2 separate regions of the Homo sapiens genome follow, and region 2 is linked to region 1. Evidence: chromatin loops called from intact Hi-C (ENCODE). Cell type or tissue: Caco-2. All regions are shown on one strand. Links, peaks and the distances in the headings refer to the core of each region. The heading gives the core; the rest is flanking DNA. Region 1 overlaps LUC7L3 (LUC7 like 3 pre-mRNA splicing factor). Region 2 has its middle 30 kb from the start of MIR8059.

Region 1 (5,351 bases), core at 352-5,351:
AGCTTCTGGTTAGCCCACAGACAGGCATGTGTTATTTGGTTTACACAGTGCCTAAAAACATTTAAAATAATAATGTGCAGCGGACAGGTCTACGGAAACCTACCCCCAGAGTCTGAAGAAGCTGAGAGGCCAAAGAAAGAGGCTGACAAATCCAGTGTCTTGGAAACATGTAATAGGGACCTACGAACAGAAGCCAGGTCTGTGTCTTGGGCAGCTGCTGGCGTCAAGACAAGATGTCATATCCCCAGACCCAGGGCTTATATGCCATAGGGAAAGGGTATCTGTGCTTCAGAAGGCATGTGTAGGATAATTACTTATGGGCAGGATTTATGTTAAGTACAAAATCATCGAAATTGTTTTGACCTAAGGGCAGGATTTACAGTAAGTACATGTTCTTAACACAAGGAACAGTAGATAAAGTAGAAATCTTAGGGGCATTCCTGGAATTGGAGTTAATCGGAAGTCAGCCTGGCACTTTAACACCCAAGATGGAGTTGCTTTCGCTTTTACATACAGGCTAACACCTTTTTCTTCCAATTTAGCAAATGTACACAGTTTAATCTTTACAATCCCACTATAAGAAATTTATTACCTCCTTATTTATTTGAGTCTTGCCCTTTTCACCCAGGCTGAAGTGCAGTGGCATGATCACCACTCACTGCAGCCTCAACCTCCTGGGCTCCAACGACCCTTCCACCCTAGCCACCCAAGTAGCTGGGACTACAGGTGTGTGACACCATACCTGGCTAATTTTTTTCATTCTTTTTTTTTTTTTTTTTTAGAGACAAGGTCTTACTATGTTGCCCAGGCTAGGCTCAAATGATCCTCCTGCTTTGGCCTCCCAAAATGCTGGGATTACAGGCATAAGCCACTGGGCCCAGCCTATCTCCTTTTTTAATACTATGAAGAAACCAAGGCAGAATTACGACCTCTGGTTCTTTTTCTTTTTTTCTTTTTTAGACAGGTTGCGTTCTGTCACCCTAGCTGGAGTGCAGCGGTGTGATCACAGCACACTGCCACCTCCACCTTTGAGGCTCAAGCAGTCCTCCCATCTCAACCTCCCAAAGTGCTGGGATTACAGGCATGAGCCCCGCCAGGTACCCCTGGTTCTTTAGCAGATAAGCAACGGCGAAGATTCATTGTGCTGTGTTGCAGTGTACCAATTTCACATGCTTGAGAGTCAGGAGGGACTGTAGAGATGTGTTTATTCGTTTTTTTGTTTTTTAATGGTGAACCTTTCTGAGGATCATAGACGTTGTGTCTTACCTACCTTAAACTTACGAAACACTTAAATTGGTCATGAGGCTGTTAGAAGTCCTATTGAAAACAATAAAATTAATCTTTAGATAGAATAATCTCCAAAACCCTAGAATATATTACTGTAAAAATGGGAAATAGAAATGAAATGTTTATAAGTAAAGATAAAATTCACAGTAATAGTAAAACTTTGTTTTTTTTTTTTTGAGACAGAGTCTCGCTCTATCACCCGGTGGTGCGATCTCTGCTCACTGCAAGCTCCGCCTCCTGGGTTCACATCATTCTCCTGCCTCAGCCTCCTGAGTGGCTGGGACTACAGGCACCTGCCACCACGCCTGGCTAGTTTTTTTTTTTTTTTTTTTTTGAGACAGAGTCTCCCTCTGTCGCCCAGGCTGGAGTGCAGTGGCGCCATCTTGGCTCACTGCAAGCTCCGCCTCCTGTGTTCACGCCATTCTCCTGCCTCAGCCTCCCGAGTAGCTGGGACTACAGGCGGCCGCTACCACGCCTGGCTAATTTTTTGTATTTTTAGTAGAGACGGGGTTTCACCGTGTTAGCCAGGATGATCTCAATCTCCTGACCTCGTGATCCGCACGCCTCAGCCTCCCAAAGTGCTGGGATTACAGGCGTGCAGCCAGTTCACAGTAATAGTAAGACTTTTCATGTGTGTGAGGATGGCACACAAAATTTAGTTTTTAAATTATTTTATAACCATACAGTTTATGGCTATAAATAATAGATTCTGGCAATAACTTTTACTAAATATAGTTGTGTGAAATTTTTGAGTCTTCAAAACAGGGTTAATATAATTGAAAGGTTAGGTCACAGTAAAAGTGGCATAATTGTTGCCACATCCTCCCTCCCCCAAATAAACTCTCAAAGAAATGTTTATAAAAATCGAGTATTGGCATTGGTATTTTACTGTGTTGCATTTAAAGTGAACACAAAGTTGAACAAAATGGATGTTTTAAGAATTAGAAAATCATATGGCATCACAAGCAGTGGAACTTCAGAAATAATTTTTAAAAACATTAGCTTTAGATAGCATATAGTCTTTTTAAAATAAACTATTTGTGACAACAATGTTTAAGTTACAAAGAATAATCTTTTTTAAAACTTTTTTTTTTTTTTTGAGATGGAGTTTCTTTCTTGCTGCCCAGGCTAGAGTGCAATGGCCTAATCTCAGCTCACCGCAACCTCCGCCTCCCAGGTTCAAGCAATTCTCCTGCCTCAGCCTCCCGAGTAGTTGGGATTATAGGCATGCGCCACCATGCCTGGCTAATTTTGTATTTTTAGTAGAGACGGGGTTTCTCCATGTTGGTCATGCTGGTCTCAAACTCCCGACCTCAGGTGATCCTCCCGCCTTGGCCTCCCAAAGTGCTGGGATTACAGGTGTGAGCCACTGTGCCCAGCCTTTAAAACTTTTATTATGTTCTTAGAGACGAGTTGTCACTTAATGTTGCCAGGGCCTGGAGTACAGTGGCTGTTCACAGGTGTGGTCCTAGCACACTACAGCCTCAAACTCCTGGGCTCAACTAATCTTCCTGCCTTAGCCTCCCAAGTAGCTGGCACTACAGGCCTGCACCACTGTGCCCAGCTGCAAAGAATAATCTTAAAAATCAAGTATAATAACTTGGAAAGAAAACAGTAGAAAGATACTAAGACATAAAGCTGTATCAGAGTAATATTGGCATAAAACTAGTGGCTTGCCTAGCTTAAACTTATGGAACAATAGTTTTAAATTGGTCATGAGGCCATTAGAAGTCCTATTGAAAACAATAAAATGAGTCTTTAGAAAGAATCTCTCCAAAACCCTAGAATGTATTATTGTAAAAATGGGAAATATAAATGAAATTTTTATAAGTAAAGATAAAATTCACAGTAATAGTAAAACTTTCACGTCTGAGCGCGGTGAGGCCTGTAATCCTAGCACTTTCGGAGGCCGAGGCAGGCAGATCACCTAAGGTTGGGAGTTCGAGACCAGCCTAACCAACATGGAGAAACCCCATCTCTACTAAAAATTCAAAATTGGCCGGGTGTGGTGGCGCATGCCTGTAATCCCAGCTACTTGGGAGGCTGAGGCAGGAGAATGGCCTGAGCCCAGGAGGGAGAGGTTGCGGTGAGCCAAGATCATACCATTGCACTCCAGCCAGGGCAACAAGAGCGAAACTCTGTCTCAAAAAAAAAAAAAAAGAAAAAAAAAACTTTCGTGTCTGTGAGGTTGTTTAAACATGAATATTTAGATATGTTTTATGACTTTAATCCTGGATGCAGCTTATGGAACCACATTGCTTCAAATGAGTGTAAAGCCGTTGAGGAAAAAAAAGGCCTATTTCAGATTTAGCACCCAGTCCTGTCTAGAAAGAACTTTCAGGTTTAAATTTAACACTGCCTTTTTTTCATTTCCTTTCCCTTTTCCTTTTCGTTTTCCTTTTGCCTTTCCTTTCTTTTTCTTTTTCTTTTTTTCAAGACAGGGTGTGATAGTGTTGCCCAGGCTGGAGTGCAGTAAATAGCACAATCATGGCTCATTGCAGCCTCGACCTCCCAGGCTCAAGCAATCCTTCTGCCTCAGCCTCCTGGGTAGCTGGGACTGTGCCACCATGCCTGGCTACTTTCTGTATTTTTTATAGACATGGGGTTTTGCCATGTTGCCCAAGCCGGTCTCAAATTCCTGGGCTAAAGTTATCCTCCTGCCTTGGCCTCCTAATGTGTTGGGATTACAGGTGTGAGCCACCATGCCTGACCAACGCTGCCTTTTCTTTTCATGTGTTATAGTTGTGCATTAATAATCTCCCCAGAGCTGGGCACAGTGGTTCACACCTGTAATCCCAGCACGTTGGGAGGCCAAGACGGGCAAATCACTTGAGGTCAGGAGTTCGAGACCAGCCTGACCAACATGGTGAAACCCTGTCTGTACTAAAAATACAAAAACTAGCTGGGCATGGTGGCACATACCTGTAATTCCAGCTACTTTGGAGACTGAGGCAGAACAATTGCTTGAACCTGGGAGGCGGAGCTTGCAGTGGGCTGAGATGGTGCCACTGTGCTCTAGCCTGGGCAACAGAGTGAGTGAGACTCTGTTTCAAAAAAATATATAGTAATAATCCACCTAGTAACAGTGAAGTTTTGTGTGAAGGAAAGGTGATATTTTGGAATTTTGATTTACATGGTTTGATTTGTAGTGTTATAAAATTAAATTTGGGATAGAGCAGTTTTGGAATATATCTGAAGGAGTTACAAAAGTACCAGTGGGAGAGAATTAAACATTGGTTTTATGTTAATAGTTTTTCCCCATACTGTGGGAACCCACCAAGAGAATTGCTTGGAGCCAGGAGTTTGAGACCAACCTGGGCAATGTAGCAAGTCCCCATCTTTCCAAAATATTTTAAAACATTTGCCAGGCATGGTGCTTGCACCTGTAGTTGTAGTTACTTGGGAGGCTGATGTGTTAAGGATCTTCTAAGCAAAAAGATGGTGCCAAATTGCTTTAAATGAGTGTTAACTGTGATTTAGATGGTTATTTCCAAATCCTAATTTGTAAATAGGCCCTAATCTATGAAAGAGATGAAATGATAAGAATAGCGTAAGAGTTTTTAAAAATATAAAAATTGCCCTTTATTTTGGGATGTCTTTCCCATATTTGTTTTTGCTACTGGGGGGTCAGCAGGTGATGATTAAAAATAGATAAAGAAAATACTAGTAATACGAGTACTGCAGATTTATTCTTTTATCGAAATTCAGGAGTCTGAAAATCACTAATTTACCTAATATGATTCAACAAATGAAATTCTTACATTGGTTGAAACATACATACCTCAAGAAATGAGAAAATAGTTATTTGGCACCTTTCTCCAATAAAGTTTTAAAACCAAGCAATTTTTTAAGTACCTTTGTTTTTCTTTACTAGGTTTGTAAATATTATCTCTGTGGTTTTTGTCCTGCGGAATTGTTCACAAATACACGTTCTGATCTTGGTAAGTGAATTTTCTGTGTAACTTTTATCAAATTTATGATATTTAAAATGTTGAATAGGAGTGGTGAAAGGAAAAAAACTGATTATAATTCTGTGAAGTTTTTTCTTAAAGATTTGCTAATAA
Region 2 (5,371 bases), core at 372-5,371, 65 kb after region 1:
GTCTAATATTGAGGGGCCGGCATCTGGTGAGGGCCTTCTTGCCACATCATCTGACAGTGGAAGGGCAAGAGAGGTAGAGACAGAGAGAGAAAGGGGCCAACTTCATCCTGTTATAAGGAACTCACTCCCACTGAGATAACAGCATTAGCTCTTTCTTGAGGGCAGAACTTCCTGGCATAATCACGTCTCATTAGGCCCTACCTCAACACTGTTGCATTGGGGATTAAGTTTCCAACACATGTTTTTGGGAGTACACATTCAAACCACAGTGAGAAGAAACTCTAGATACGTATGTATACATACATACATAAATATATGTACTTTTTTTTGAGACAGGGTCTCACTCTGTCACCCAGGCTGGAGTGCAGTGGGGGTGATCATAGCTCGCTGCAGCCTCAGCTTCCTGGGTTCAGGCAATTCTCCCACCTCAGCCTCCTGAGTAGCTGATACTACTGGCATGCACGCCACCACACCTGGCTGGTTTTTTTTGTTTTGTTTTGTTTTGTAGAGATGAAGTCTCACTATGTTGACCAGGCTGGTCTCAAACCCCTGGGCCCAAGGTCCACCCACCTCAGCCTCCCCAGGTGCTAGGGTTACATGCATGAGCCACTGAGCTCAGCCAAACACTATATATATATAATATAAAAATATATATGTACAGAGGCAAAGGCTTAAAAAATAATTTAAAAAGTATATCTATATTTTTCCCAAACTAAAAAGGATGTGTCAATTGAGGCCAAGAGGATGCAAACAATCCAAAGACCAAAAGCCTATTATTTAATTAACTTCCTTTCTTTGCTTGTTAGATGAGATTTGGATTTGATGTGTCTGTTTTCTTGGCCCTGGTCTGCTCATGAAAGCCTTCTACAGGGGGAAGCTGTGGGCAGGTTCCTATAGCGACTCTTTGGGAGAACTCTCACAGGGCTGAGTAATTGCTTAGTTCTGCCTGCTTCGTTCCCTTCTGCTTCATAGGTACTACAAAATAGTTGTTGTCCACAGTGGTGAGCCCCGCAGTGAGTGAAAACAAGTTCTGGAAGTTCAGTGTGCTGTCTTGGCACTGGTCCATGTCCTTCATTGTTATGTCTGCAGCCAGAGGGTCTTTTTGATTCTCCAAAAATCCAAGGAACTCCTTTCCCATGAGTACTTTCAGGCCCTCCTTCATTAAGTAGCCTTTATCCCCGGCAAATCTGTGAAACGTAAACAACACGGTTTCCATGGTGTGTTCCATTGGACTGGGGTTGTTCGTGAGATCTGTTGAAACCTTGGCTGGAGGTGCGTTGTGGGCGCTTGGCAAGCTGGGCCTCAGGGCCCCTCGGGAAGGAGCAGTATTAAGAACTTGTTTTGCTATCTCAAGGACAAAAAAACAAACACCGCATGTTCTCACTCATAGGTGGGAATTGAACAATGAGAACACTTGGACACAGGAAGGGGAACATCACACACCGGAGCCTGTTGTGGGGTGGGGGGAGGGGGGAGGGATAGCATTAGGAGATATACCTAATGTAAATGACGAGTTAATGGGTGCAGCACACCAGCATGGCACATGTATACATATGTAACAAACCTGCACGTTGTGCACATGTACCCTAGAACTTAAAGTATTAAAAAAAAAAAAAAGAACTTGTTTTGCAAAGGAGCCCTGGGTCAGGCACAGGGTCTGAGGCTGGCCTTGTGAGGGCCCCTTTCCTTGTGGGGACAGGCCACCACACCACACGGCAGATGCAGCTCAGGGCAAGATGCAAGGTGGCAGGACCCAGGAGAGATGCTCAGTCCAAAGTGGAGCGGTGTTCAGGGGCTCTGGGCTGGGAGATTTACGTGGGGGTCTTAACTTCTTGAAGTCATGAACCCCTCTGAGAACAAGGCAAGAGCTAAGGCTTGAGAGCAATGTAGGCAGCCGTACGCGCTATTTCACTCCAGCCTCGGGGCTCTCATGGACCTCCTGAGGCTGGCCCGTGGGACCCAGGGAAAGAGCCTCGGCCTTGCAGAGTCTCTTACAACCTTGACTAGCTGCCTCCCACAACCCTGCTGGGATCACTACCTTACAAAGGAGGAAATAGATGCCATGTAGAACTTGCTTGGAGTCACACAGCTACAAGTGTGACGCCTGAATTTGAAGGCAGGTGTGTCTGACTGTCCTGTTCCCTTAGCGGTTCAGCACGGGGCCTCTTCAGCCGTCCCAAGGCATCCCCAACACAGAAGGCGTCTAGGGAAGGGGTCAGGGGAGGGTTCAGGGAGGAGGGGATGTCTGGGCTCAGCAGGTGGCATGGCCATGGGAGCCTCAGGGCTAGGGAGAACCCAAGGCTGGGAGAGAGGCAGGGCCTTGCTCAGGACGTGGCAGAGACAGGGGTGAGCTCAGGCGGAAGCCCGAGCTGTCAGGCAGCCCTGAGTGGCCGGAGCGGAGTGGTGGACCCAGGAGTGGGGAGACGCCTCATCCAGCAGCCCACGGTCTGTTTCCTTCTACCCCTGGATCAGGAGAGAGCAGGAGGCCTGACGTTAGCTAGACTTCCCTCTGCCTAGCATTGTCATTACTCAGCCTTTGCTTTTCTTGGCCTCACAAGCAAGGCTGGGGACAGGAACGAATATGACAGTGTCTCAATCACCATAGGGAGTCAGAGGCATTTCCCTCTAATCTGAGGCCTCCCCGTCTGAGGCCCTGTGTATTTGCTTCTAGAGCTGCCTTAACTAAGTACCACACACTAGGCAGCTGCAAACAACAGAAGGGTATTGCTTCACGGTTCTGGAGGCCAGGAGTCTGGAATTCAGGTGTGGACGGGCCTGCTCCCTCCAAGCCTGGAGGGGGAAGACTTCTTGCCTCTTTTCTGGCTTCCGGTGGTTGCCAGTCCTCCTGGCAGGCCCAGACTTGCGGCTGCCTCCCCGAAGTCTCCGCGTCTTCTTTCTTTCACACAGAGCAGGAGCATATGTCTGTCTCTCTGTCTCTTCTCTTCTTTCATAAGGACACTAGTCCTATTGGATTAAGAACCCACCCTACACTCCAGTATGACCTCACCTTTGCTAATTTCATCTGCAACAATCCTATTTTCAAATACGTCACATTCTGAGATACTAGGGGTTAGGTCTTGAGCATATCTTGTGATAGGAACATGGTCCTACCCATAACACCCTGTGGGGTAATTTACCTTTCCCTAAGAAGCTCTGACCCTGAACACCCTTGGACTGTGGCATCCCCACCCTCACACCGGCCTGCAGCAACCGCCGACCTGGCAGAGCCAGGAGCTGTGGGGGCTTTCACAGCCCATGCCTGGGTGACCAAATCCAGCTCCTACCACCAGAACCTTCCTTCCAGGGCGGCTTGTGAGTGGTGCCATGCTGGGAACACGCAGCACGCAGCTTAGGGCACCGGCTGCTGCCACCAGCCTCCGGTTAATCTCCTCCAGCCTCAGCAAGAATGCAGCGGTGACAGGGGCTCTCAGGAAGGCAGGGAAGGAGGGGAGACCTGGTGCTTTTCTTTCAAGTGGAGAATTCTCCCCACAGATCTGCTCCAAGGTGTTAGCAGGGAGGGAGGGAGCCAGGTTTCCAGCCTGGGCTTCCTGACCAACAGTCCCTGGCCAGCCACTGGGCCCTGGTGGAGGCGGCTGTGAGGCTGGGGTCAGGGAGGGGTGCAAAGCCCGCTCAGCTCTGGGCCAGGTTTCCAGCAGGAGGACCTAAGACAGCACTGAGTCAGCTCAAGCCCACCTCAGAGTCAGGCTGGCTTGGTCATTAATTCCCTCCTTTGCTCCACCAACATTCACCCAGTACTTATTACATAGCAGGGGCATGCGGACCGGGAGACCAAAGCAAAACAACAGGAGAGATGCTGAGGTCAGCCACACTCAGAGGAGGGGGCTTGGGGAAGGGCCCTGGATCTGGTTTGGAGAGGCAGGGAGCATTCTCCAGTGGGGACATGTTCCAGGTAGAGTGCATGCAAGTCAAAGGAACCGAGACCTGGAGACCCTGGGGCTCTCCGAGGGTGCCAGTCATCCCTCAGGAATGGGATGAGCCCCGATGCCAGGAAGGGCAAGCGCTGAGGCCAAGGACACAGGCAGGAGTCAGACGACACGGCGTCTGTACCAGGGAGCTTGGGTTTAATCTTCTGAGCCACGGGACGGCACTGATGGGTTTTAAGCCGTGTAAAGACTTGATCCAATTTGTGAATTGGATCATCCTGGCTGCAGTGGGCAAGCTGCTGGGGTGCCAGGAATTGTTTGGAAGTCATTGGTCCAACACATGGCAGTGGTGTGACCACCTGGGAGAATGACCCCGCAGAGCAGACAAGTGGCCCAGGACGCACCTTTCGGAATGTCAGCATGGGGAGGGAAGGCCGGGAAGAGGAGCTGGTCAGAGAGAGTGTATAAGTGGCTGGAAGAGATAGAAAGTGGCCTTCAGAAGGCAGGCGGAGGATGGTTAGGGAAGATGGGATTGTCAGTAGCATCAGATGCAGCCAAGAAGTCAAGTGATGCAAGAACTGAATGTATCATTGGCTTTGGTGATTGGGAGGTGGCCTCCGTGAGTGCAGCGTGAAGGAGGTCGAAGCCAGCGGGCTTGCCACAGGCTGACAGGCAGCTGGAAACTTGTTCCTTGTGCACAGCAGTTATGAAGGCTGGGGAGCAGCCTTCTTAGAGGAGGAGGAGGAAGAGGAGGAAGAGGAGAAGGAGGAAGAGGAGGAGGAGGAGGAGGGGGAAGAGCTGCTCCTGATCAAGTTCCCTTGGGCATTGCTGGCTGAGCAGGAGCTTCAGCTTGCAGCTGCTTTGGGACCATTCACCCTGGATGGAAGCCTGAGTGAATCATTACCCCCAGGGTCTAAGGTGCTGCATTGTAGCAGCAAAGAGCCCCCATTATAACAGCACTCGGCTGATGGCCTACTGCACGCCAGGCACTGAGCCAGGGCTTTGTGCACACTATTTCATCGAGTCCTGCACAGGGGCATTATAGCCTGGGTGCTGAGGTTCAGAGAGAGGTAAGTGACTTAAGCAAGAAGCTCTGCTAGTCAGTAGCAGAGAAGAGATGTGAAGCCAGGACGACCTGAACCCGAGGCTGTTTCAGCTTCATCCTGCTGTTGTCCTAACTCCTGGGAGATATGGCTGAGAAGTTCTCTTTGGTCCTTGGCTGTTGGGTGGTAAGTGGTGGACAGGTGGCCATGCTTATCCAACCTGGGCCAGGAACTGGACTTCAGGTGGCTGGATCATTCATGGAGAGAGCGGCAGTGGCTAGGGTTGGCATGAGTCAAGGTAACAAATGGCCGATGCTGTCTTCTTGAGGGGTTCTCTGCTCTCAGGGTGGTGGTAGAACCGTGGAGGCAGTGGGATGCAGGTACCAGGGGGTTCACCTGGAATGAAATCCTTAGCCCTGGGACCCTAGATGGGCTCTCGGTCTG

The links. A loop is a pair of places that touch in the nucleus more often than their neighbours do. Peaks named below come from ENCODE experiments on the same cell type or tissue, not always from the same donor. Only the 100,000 strongest peaks of a DNase experiment are listed, where the experiment ranks them.
Region 2: a loop joins it to region 1, with 3 times the contacts of the local background. A loop is called at or near these places in 1 of 110 quality-filtered maps.

Annotation. Positions count from the first base shown.
Region 1 is chr17:50,731,799-50,737,149 of GRCh38, forward strand. It overlaps LUC7L3 (LUC7 like 3 pre-mRNA splicing factor), which reads left to right. Exons shown (of 10, transcript NM_016424.5): 2 at 5,162-5,228. Among named protein-coding and RNA genes, the nearest start is that of LUC7L3, 15 kb to the left of the region's middle. In Caco-2, for the core only: no CTCF peak of the experiment used is centred there; no DNase peak of the experiment used is centred there.
Region 2 is chr17:50,796,413-50,801,783 of GRCh38, forward strand. No RefSeq gene overlaps it. Among named protein-coding and RNA genes, the nearest start is that of MIR8059, 30 kb to the left of the region's middle. RefSeq lists enhancers at 2,173-2,723, 2,724-3,274, 3,275-3,824. In Caco-2, for the core only: no CTCF peak of the experiment used is centred there; a DNase peak (open chromatin) is centred at 2,734.